Linked DNA regions of Homo sapiens: region 2 is linked to region 1. Evidence: read pairs that join two places in POLR2A ChIA-PET (ENCODE). Cell type or tissue: A673. All regions are shown on one strand. Links, peaks and the distances in the headings refer to the core of each region. The heading gives the core; the rest is flanking DNA. Region 1 has its middle 39 kb from the start of GRP. Region 2 has its middle 51 kb from the start of SEC11C.

Region 1 (5,376 bases), core at 158-5,157:
TATTTATTTTCCTGTTCAAGTTCCGAATTTTGGGTTGTAGTTTCATCTTTTCTAGGAGGCTTCTCTGGTGGCTTTGCTGCTGTCCCCACCGACTCTCCACGTCCCCATAGTAAACAGTCCAGAACCAGCTTTTATAAAAGCCTTGAGATACTGCAAAGCCAGACACAGAATCAGGTAGCAGCGTAGCGAAGGTCCTGTGAGAAAGGATGTGTTAATGTCCTCCTACCTTCCTTTTTGGGCATGCAGCTATGAAAAAAAACAGAACCTTAATCAACTCTTGCTACAGCTTTTTCCAGCCTTTTTATTCACATGGGGGAAGCTTACTCCTGCTTTGCATTCAGTCCAAGACCCTGGTTCCATTTCCCTATCTCATAGCATTCTTCTTTTTATTTTTTATTTTTGTATTTTTTGAGACAGACTCTCACTCACTCTCTCGCCCAGGCTAAAGAGCAGTAGCACCATCTCGGCTCACTGCAACCTCCACCTCCCGGTTCAAGTGATTCTTCTGCCTCAGCCTCCTGAGTAGCTGGGATTACAGGTGCACACCACCATGCCTGGCTAATTTTTGTACTTTTAGTAAAGACAGCTTTTCGCCATGTTGGCCAGGCTGGTCTCAAACTCCTGACCTCAAGTGATCTGCCTTCCTCGGCCTCCCAAAGTGCTGGGGTTACAGGTGTGAGCCACTATACCCAGCCTCTCATAGCATTCTTAATCCCTGCAGTTCCCCAGGAACTGAACCCCAGACTAGCTCTGCCTGTTATAACCAAGAGCCCCGCAGGGCAGCATCTGCTAGTGTTTGGTGCAGAGGTGGCGCTTATGAGACAGAATGTCTTCAAAGCGTTATTCTTGCCACCAGCATCCAATCACCTCCCCATTTTGGTACTCTCCCCAGGCACTCAGGATGGTATTGCAGCAACTCCAAGTGCACTTATACCACATCTTCCCAACCCTCCATCAAAATATATATCCTATATATCACTATCCTGAGCCTTTAATCTCCTCTGTGCAAAATTTAACCTGACTTCTCTAATGCTACCCACATTACAGCTGGGACAAATTACCCTTAAGGGAAGGAGTAGTCCCAAGTGAGATTTTATGTTTGCAGCTGGTATTCCCAGCCAGAGGAAAGCATTCCTAAGGGCCAACTCCAATAATAACAAGACAGAGAATTGCTAACATCTTCAGTGTAATTATTCCAAGGTATCTGAGTTTCCGTTTTATTTTCTTGCAGAATTTAATTATATATTTGATTTCAGCTACTTAAATGTCATAGCTAAAGACACCAGGCTTTGTGTAAGACTGGGAAATTAAAGGATTACATTCATTAATTCATGTTATTTAATATTTACACGTTTTGGCAAGATATTCATTGGTCTAAAAAAGTTTGGGCCAGACATGGTGGCTCACCCCCGCAATCCCAATACTTTGGGAGGCCGAGGCAGGAGGATCACGTGAAACCAGGAGTTCAAGACAGCCTGGGCAACAAAGCCAGACCTTGTGTTTACAAAAAAAATTTTTTTAATTAGCCAGGCATGGTGGCACATGCCCGTAGTCACAGGTACTGAGTGGGGGGATCACTTGAGCCCACGAATTTGAGGCTGGCAATGAGCATTCCAGCCTGGACAACAGAGCGAGACCCCATCTCTTAAAAAAAAAAAAAAGAGTTGGTGTTTATTAAAGTCACTGCTACCCTTTCAGCAAGCAAAGATCGACTTAAATTCCCACACAGGGGAGGTTTTACTTTCGCATATTGCAGGAACCAGGTAGTGTTCTAGTGCATGCTGACCCATAATTAATTTGCAGGCTCACACAGGAAAACCACCAAAACGCCTTGGTACTGGACAGTAAAAATGAGGTGTTATGGATAGATTTGTTTTTTTTTTTGGAGATGGATTCTCACTCTGTCACCCAGGCTGGAGTGCAATGGTGCAATCTTGGCTCACTGCAACCTCCGCCTCCTGGGTTCAAGCAATTCTCCTGCCTCAGCCACCCAAGTAGCTGGGATTAAGGCACCCGCCATCACGCCCAGCTAATATTTTTGTATTTTTAGTAGAGATGGGATTTTAACATGTTGGCCAGGCTGGTTTCAAACTCCTGACCTCAAGTGATCTGCCCGCCTCGGCCTCCCAAAGCGCTAGGATTACAGGGGTGAGCCACTGTGCCAGACGGATTCATTTTATTTTTTCACTTTTTGAGACAGAGTTTCACTTTTGTTGCCCAGGCTGGAGTGCAATGGCGTGATCTCGGCTCACCACAACCTCTGCCTCCCAGGTTCAAGCGATTCTCCTGCCTCAGCCTCCTGAGTAGCTGGGATTACAGACATGCGCCACCACACCCAGCTAATTTTGTATTTTTAGTAGAGACAGGGATTCACCATGTTGGTCAGGCTGGTCTCAAACTCCTGACCTCAGGTGATCCACCCACCTCGGCCTCCCAAAGTGCTGGGATTACAGGCATGAGCCACCGTGCCTGGCCGGGATTCATTTTTTAACTTAAAGTAATATTTATTATTGTTGTACTCATGCGTAGTTTTTGGCTCCAACAAATTAACCTCCTGTGTGTATATCACCAATATCACCCAACAGTGGCCAGAGAAGAAGCCCTGAATCCATCACCGAGAACCCCAAGGCCTCAGGGTGAGTAGCAATAGAGAGTCACCTCTGCATTCTTTCAGGTCCACATATTTTTCACCAGAGCTTTTCATAAGTGGGTACAAAGTATATCGATTTGAATTTTATCTCCCTTCGCTCTTCTTCTTTTGCATACATTAGCCAGAAGCAGGTATCAGGAAAACTCAAATGTCTGGACCATTTAAAAACTGGGTAATACATTCCTAAATGTGCAAATTACCTGTCTTTTTTTTTGTGTGGAATTTTAAAATGGAGATAGAGCCAGTGTTTCTGAAGGACAATAACATAAGGAAATTAGAAACGTCATATGTTAAGCTATCATAATCAAAAAACTCTGAAACAGCCCATCGAAAACACACTTTTGCAAATTCTGAGGAAAAAAGGCCACTGACTTTCATGCAGACTTTAAATATATATTCATAATCTACAATTTACTGCTGTGCTCTGGCCTCTAAAACTTTTTATAATCTTCCATTTTTCTTCTGGTACAGGAACGTCACTCCATGGTTCTTAATATTTCTGCTTTACTTTGGGCTGTCAGGAGTAATTTCCTTGTGGTTAGAGATGCAAATAGCCTCCGCCTTCCTTGGAGGGTCGCCCAGGCCCTGCCTAATCCCTTTTCCGGGGGAAGAGGCTCCATGCAGATGAGACACAGAAAACTCAGCAGCTAAGAAAGGCAGTGTTTGGGGAAAAAATGAAATTTGAAAATTCCTTTAGTGGTAGCTGTCATGGAGTGTTTTCAATATGGAGTCCTGCTTAGTACCTCCTGTCAAATGACACACCCTGTCCTGGGGCTGGTGCCAATAGAAACATAGATTACAAGATTCAAGCAGATTGTTTCATCCACGTTCACCCAATAAATGTAATTAGTAAGCACCCTCTCAGCTCCAGACTAACAGAGATTGTACCCTGGAGCTCCAAGGAAACAAGGTAAGAACCAGCACGCAGTGGGAGGGCTGATCACAGCAGATGATCCCAGTATGATCAGGTGAGCATGGGTACAGAGGGTGTTCTTGACTGGGCAGTCACAGAAGGGCATGGACAGGAGACACTCTCTTTCCATGTTGCCTTTAGGTCGTGGTTGATTTTCTGCGGATGAGCCTCATGGCTCTGTTACCCAGCGAGGAGAAGAAACACTTTTCACCTGGGCTCTTGTCTCAGTGTATTCTGAGCCAAATCAATACAGCACATCCTACCACCAGTGAGGATCTCAGGTTTTTCTCATTCTGGTACCCTTTCCTATGAGGCCGTCTGACCCAGTAGGTTCAAGTAGAAACCCCAAAACCTCCAGAGGAAAGGCTGGAAGGTGATAGCATCCTGGAGCCTGGCTATTCCACGTGGGTCCACTGACCAACGGCAGCAGCACTGCCTGGGAGCTCGTTAGAAATGCAGACCCGCAGCTCCATCCCAGAACTTCTAAAGCAGAATCTGCGCTTTAACAAGATCCCCAAGTGATTCCTATGCACAGTGAAGTTCTGAGAAGCACTGACTTAGGGGCGTTTATATGTGTGGGAACCAAAGTGCTAACCTTCCTACCTGCTAAAGGCTGAATGTCTGTGTCTCCCCAAATTCGTATGTTGAAATCTAAGCCCCAGTGTGATGGTATTAGGAGGTGGGGCCTTTGGGAGGTGATTAAGTCATGAGGACTGAGCCTTCATGGATGGGATTTGTGCCCTTGTAAAAGGAACCCCAGAGAGCTTCCCCAGCCCCTTCTACCCTGTGAGGACACAGGGAGATGATGGCCATCTAGGAATCAGGAAGACACCTCACCAGACACTGAACCTGCAGGTGCTTTCATCTTGGACCTCCTATCCTCTAGAACTGTGAGTAATCAATCTTTTCTTTTTCTTTCGCTCTTTTCTTTTCTGACACGGTCTTACTCTGTCACCCAGGCTGGAGTGCAGTGGTGTGATCACAGCTCAATGCAGCCTTGAACTCTCTGGTTTGAGCAACCCTCTTACCTCAGCCTCCCAAGTAGCTGGGACTACAGGTGTGCACCACCAGACCTGGCTATTTTTTTTTTTTATTTTTGTATAGATTGGGTCTTACTATGTTGCCCGGGCTGGTCTTGAACTCCTGAGCTCAAGTGATCCTCCCATCTTGGCCTTTCAAAGTGCTGGGATTACAGGCATGAGCCACTAAGCCTGGCTGAGAAATCAGTTTCTGTTGTTTAAAATCTACTGATTGTATGGTATTGCTACAGCAGCTCAATGAACTAAGATACTACCTTCCTCAACTTCATACACATAACACTGAGGTGCGCTTCTCAGATTCTCAGATATTGCTTTGCCATAAAGAGAGAGGGATTTGAAGAGAATGCTGCAAGGAGGAAGTGAGTGAAGCAGGTGGCTCTCAGGGAGGGGCTGCCTCTGAGGGGATCTTTGCTCCATGGCAAAGGTGAGGTGGGTAGAACACCATCTAGAAATTCTCGCAGTCGACAGGGCTAGAGATGCAGGGATCACTTGTCCTAGTAATATCCCCTGGAAGAGGAATCCCTGACCTGCTTAATGGAGACCACTTCTCCTCCACCAGAGGTAAGAAAGCTGTTTTTACATTGTGACGTTCAACCCTGGCTGCCCATGACAGTCACCCAGAAGCTTGAAGAGATAGAATGCCTGGTCCCCCCTGCAAAGACTGTCTTTCAAATAAACTGGTTGGGGCCAGAAACCCTGATTATTATTATTATTATTATTATTATTATTATTATTATTATTATTGAGACAGGGTCTCTCTTTGTTGCACAGGC
Region 2 (5,376 bases), core at 80-5,079, 92 kb after region 1:
GACCTGTATAGTTATTTGATTGGATTTTTAGAAAGGGGAATGTCAGTGGCAAGAACAGAAAGTTCATAGTCCCCATGATATGCTGAACAGGACAAAGAAAAGGAAATGTCACTACCCTCAAAAGACAAGTCACACACCGACCCTTCCAATCAAAAACACAACAGAGTGGCAGCTTGTCCTTTGCATGTGATCCTCAGACTCACCTTGCAGTGCATCAGGCTGAGTCACATTTGGCCAACATTGAGGGGTGGCTGTAAAAGTTGCCCCTCCATGGCCCTCTGGTTATTCCATGCCACAGGCCTGCCCAGCGCCATTCAGCTGCAGGGCCACCATGTCTTCAAAGACCACACAAATAACAGACTGTCAGAAATCTGCATAAGACTAGGAGAGATTGTGAGGCCAAACAAGAATGTCTCCCTCTGCAGAACCCTGCTGCAAACTGCCCCTTAGTTGATCTGAAAGGAGGACAAGCTCTGTCTATGTGGGAGGAAGAGCAAAGTGTTTTCCTTCTGGTGTCTCTGAGCAGATAATTGGAGCCAGAGTGACGGGGAGGGAGCAAATTCACACCAGAGCAGCTGTTTCTTCTGCCTGTTTTGAAACTCATTGCAAAAATAATAGACTTCAAGGATGGAAGTGCACTCAGTTGCCATGCCCAAGATGGCGGTGTCATCTCACATAGCAAAGGGAATGGTGCTCTCCCTGGCCAATTTTGCATTTTAATGCCGAGAGGCAGCTGTCTTGTCGACAGCAGTTTCACTGTGTTTTAAGAGAGTTTCTTTCATATACCTCCTCATTCACAGTGGAAAATATTGTCTCAAAGAGCCCTTAGAAGTGCTTTATTAGAAACCTAAAGTTTTAGGCCGGGCACGGTGGCTCACACCTGTAATCCCAGCACTTTGTCAGGCCAAGATGGGCAGATCGCTTGAACCCAGGAGTTCAAGACCAGATGGGGCAATGTAATAAGACTTCATCTCTACAAAAAATAAACAAAATTAGCCACATGTGGTGGCGTGCACCTGTGGTCCCAGCTACTTGGGAGGCTGAGCTGGGTGGATCGCATGAGCCTAGGAGGTTGAGGCTGCAGTGAGCCAAAATCACACCACTGCACACCAGCCTGGGAGACAGAGCAAGACCCTGTCTCAAAAAAGAAAAAGAAACCTAAAGTTTTGAAAGGTGTTATGGATTGAATTGTGTTCCCCTCAAATTCATATTCTGAAGCCCTTATTCCCCAGTACCTCAGGATTGTGACCTTATTTGGAAATAGGGTCATTGCAAGTATAATTAGTTAAGATGAGGTCATACTGGTGTAGGGTGGGCTTCTATTCAAACATGACAAATATCCTTATAAATAGGGAAAATGTGGCCACAGATAGTGGGAACATGCCACATAAAGATGAAGGCAGAGATCAGGGCAGTGCTTCTGCAAGCTGAGGAGCCCCGAAGATTGCCTGCAAACCATGGACGCTGGGGGAGAGCATGGAACGGGTGCAAACCATGGACGCTGGGGGAGAGCATGGAACAGGTGCAAACCATGGATGCTGGGGGAGAGCATGGAACGGGTGCAAACCATGGATGCTGGGGGAGAGCATGGAACGGGTGCAAACCATGGATGCTGGGGGAGAGCATGGAACGGGTGCAAACCATGGATGCTGGGGGAGAGCATGGAACGGGTGCAAACCATGGATGCTGGGGGAGAGCATGGAATGGGTGCAAACCATGGATGCTGGGGGAAAGCGTGGAACATGCAAACCATGGACGCTGGGGGAGAGCATGGAACGGGTTTGCTCTCGCAGCCCGCAGAAGCCACCCCTGCTGACTTTGAAGACCTTGATCTTGGACTTCAGGTCTCCAGAACTGTGAGACATGACATTTCTATGGTTTAAGCCACCCGCTTTTTAGTACTTTGTTACTGCAACTCTAAGAAACTAATACACAAGACATTGCTGTATACAGATGAAAGAAAAGGACAAGTCAAATAAGCTGGTGCCACTTCATGAATTAGGTAGATTCTAAGTGTTGAAAGGGGTTAAAGAGCACATAATTCCAGGAGAAAAATATTTCACCTTCCAGGAATGTATTTTGTCACTGGGAAAACAAGATAGGTATTCAGGAATCGAGCCTTGGGTTTTTTTGTTTTTTGTTTTTTGGGTTTTTTTGTTTGGTTTTTTGTGTGTTTTGTTTTTTTGTTTTGTTTTGTTTTGTTTCTTCTGAGATGGACTCCTGTTCTGTCGCCCAGGCTGGAGTGCAGTGGCACGATCTCAGCTCACTGCAATCTCCACCTCCCAGGTTCAAGCGATTTTCTTGCCTCAGCCTCCTGAGTAGCTGGGATTCCGGGCACACGCCACCATGCACGGCTAATTTTTTTGTATTTTTAGTAGGGACAGGGTTTCACCATGATGGACAGGCTGGTCTCGAACTCCTGACGTCAAGTGATCCACCTGCCTCGGCCTCCCAAAGTGCTGGGATTACAGGTATGAGCCACCACACCCGACCTCTTACTTCCTTTTTGAAAAATAGCATCACTCATGATGTGATCTCAAGTCTCACAGTCCTGGTTCCTAGTTCTTTCTTATGTGTGGGCTAAGTCCCCTGGCCCAGGAACTGTGGCCAGAGGTCCCAGGCCTGAGCTGAGGGGAAGTCCCTGGGCCTACAGCATGGAAAGCTCCTGCCCCTTCCTGAACCCCCCCGCCTCCACCCCTTAGAGAGGTTGCAGGGAAAGGAGAGTACAAGGACTTGTAGCATTTGTCTACTGGCCAAACAGGTGCCAGAGCTCTCATCACCCACTAGTCACCAGCACAGAGCCCTCTACATGAGATACCAATTAGAGGATCAGGCTGGAAAGGCTGGGAGAGCCCAGTGAGCCCACCAATGAAGAACGTGAGGGAGGATCCTACCCTGTAGCCAAAGGGCAGGTATCAGAAGAGGACAAAGGCAAGTGGCAAGGAGGTGCCTGAAGGGCCACAGCCTCTGGTCATTGCAAAGCTTCCTTGAGCATCTCTGTTCCTATGATCTGGAATCTCCCATCCCAAGGACTGCCACGTAGTCTTCATCAGAGTGCTGATTAAGGGCAGAGGCCAGGGAATCAGCTGGCCTTGGTTCAAACCCTTCTCTGTCAGTTACTAGCTGTGTGACCTTGAACAAGTGACTCAACCTCTCTGAGTCTCACTTTTTTCAACTATAGTATGGAAATAGTAGTAGAGACTTTGGGATGGATTAAGTTAAATAACCCATCTAAAGGGTTTAGTACCTCATCAGGTACATGGTAAGTCCTCAATCCATGTTAACTCATTAATAAACTCACTTTTACACCTGAAAAAAGCATTACCCCCTTGCAGCCCATCTGGAAAATGTCCATCCTGCTTAATCAAACTCTCTCTCCTTGTTCACAGCAGCAAGTATAGGTTTTCTCTCTTTTTTTAAGAGACGGGCTCTTGCCCTGTCACCCAGGCTTGGAGTGCAGTGGCACGATCATAGCTCATTGCAACCTCAATGAGTTCTCTTTTTGTTGTGGCAGATCAGAGCAGACCCCATTAGATAGTGATGATTAGCTGTTGATTAGAGTCATTTCTACTATGGGATGAAAAGAAATCGCATTTCTCTCTGCCCGCCTCCAAATTCCAGGCTCAGCTCCCTGACAGTCTAGGGGTCAGAGAATTAGGCAGTGTGTTCCTCTGCACATGCAGAGAGAACGTTTGTTTGTTTGTTTGTTTGTTTGTTTTTGAGATGGAGTCTCCCTCTGTTACCCAGGCTGGAGTGCAATGGTGCAATCTCAGCTCACTGCAACATCCACCTCCCGGGTTCAAGTGATTCTCCCACCTCAGCCTCCTGAGTACCTGGGACTACAGGCAGGCGCCACCCTGTCATAGAGACAGGGTTTCGTCATGTTAGCAAGGTTGGTCTTGAACTCCTGACATCAGGCAATCCACCCACCTCGGCCTACCAAAGTGTGGGGATTACAGGTGTGAGCCATGGAGCCCAGCCCAGGGAGAGCATTTTTGTGCTTTAACAAAGCATGATATCAAAGTAATATGAGTAAGCTAGATGGCCAGAGAAAGAAACACTGGCAAGCTGCATTCTTTCAGAGCCAGACTACACCTGAATTGGGAGGAGCAGAGTGAGCGAGAGCAGATGAATTCAGCGATACTGAGATCAAGTGTGGCCAGCACATCTCTGCCCACATCACACAGCCAGCTGTCAGGTGAACTAGATTATATATAAGTAAACACATGTCTCTAACTGTTGAGTCAGGGAATATGAAGTCACATGGCTATGCCTGCAAGGGAGGCTGGGAAATGGCGTTCAGCTGGGCAACCATGTGCCTAGCTACAGTCTGCTATTATGAAAGGAGAAGACAGATGTTGGGGAACACACAGCAGTCTCTCTCACAAGGGGGTATAAAGAGAGAAGATCGAGGAGGGGAGCCAGGCACGGTGGCTCAGGCCTGTAACAATCCTCCCAGCTTGCAGCCAGGAGTTAGAGACTGTAGTGAGCTATGATGGCACTACTGCCCTCCAGCCTGGACAACAGAGCAAGACCCTATCTCTAAAAAACAGAGGAGGGAATTAGAGAGTGAGAACAGAGGTGAGAATGGAGAAGAAGAGTTAATTATAAGTAGAAGAAAAAACTCCAGTTGCTGAGGCAAAGCCCTGGGGTTGGATTCCAATCAGTGCCAACAGCATCATAGCAGTTGCTGAGTTGTTATTCTGGGGTTTAGGAAGAGGATGTCTGTGACTACAGTAAGAAAGGGGGGCCTATTCCATCTCCCGGGCCTTACCAGCCTCCACTTCAGGCTCATCTTGTTTCTGTCATGATTTTGTGCTTCCGACTCTTAAAATTGTTCTGCATTTTGTTCCCTTTTATTTGCCCACTGTCTTTAAACAACTCGACCAGACAACTTGAACAAAAGCTATGACTGAACAGGGATCATGAAAAGTGGGGGTCCTCTACTTCCACTATGAATGGAAAAGTATAGCACGCTTCCTTCCCTTTGCATAGTGGTCGTTTTTCAAAAGGTTCTTGCAGATGTTGTCTCAATTCCTTCTGTAACGAAACTGCAAGGCAGGGACAGACACTGTTAATAATAAGTAGTCAGGGTGCAGCCTCTGGGGTCAGACTGCCTGATTGAAATCTCAGCTCTGCCATTTATGAGCTGTGTGATCTTGGGGAACTCAACCCCTCTGAGCCTCATTTTTCTCAACTATAAAATGGGATACTAACAATATCTACTTGGAAAGATTGTTTAGTATCTATTTCTATGAGTTTTGTGTATTAAATGAAACAATTCTGTTTGGCACATGGCAAGCACTTTACAGGTAGGAAAACTGAGGTTCAACTAAAGTGATTTGCTTAAAGATTCAGAATCTGGTTTTCTAACTT

What was found. ChIA-PET counts read pairs that join two places held together with the same protein. Peaks named below come from ENCODE experiments on the same cell type or tissue, not always from the same donor. Only the 100,000 strongest peaks of a DNase experiment are listed, where the experiment ranks them.
Region 2: POLR2A ChIA-PET joins it to region 1 with 6 read pairs; 3 of 35 experiments call an interaction of 5 or more read pairs at or near these places.

Annotation. Positions count from the first base shown.
Region 1 is chr18:59,178,592-59,183,967 of GRCh38, reverse strand. No RefSeq gene overlaps it. Among named protein-coding and RNA genes, the nearest start is that of GRP, 39 kb to the left of the region's middle. In A673, for the core only: no CTCF peak of the experiment used is centred there; a DNase peak (open chromatin) is centred at 3,257; H3K4me3 peaks cover 712 bases; H3K27ac peaks cover 2,553 bases.
Region 2 is chr18:59,086,402-59,091,777 of GRCh38, reverse strand. No RefSeq gene overlaps it. Among named protein-coding and RNA genes, the nearest start is that of SEC11C, 51 kb to the left of the region's middle. RefSeq lists an enhancer at 173-674. In A673, for the core only: no CTCF peak of the experiment used is centred there; no DNase peak of the experiment used is centred there.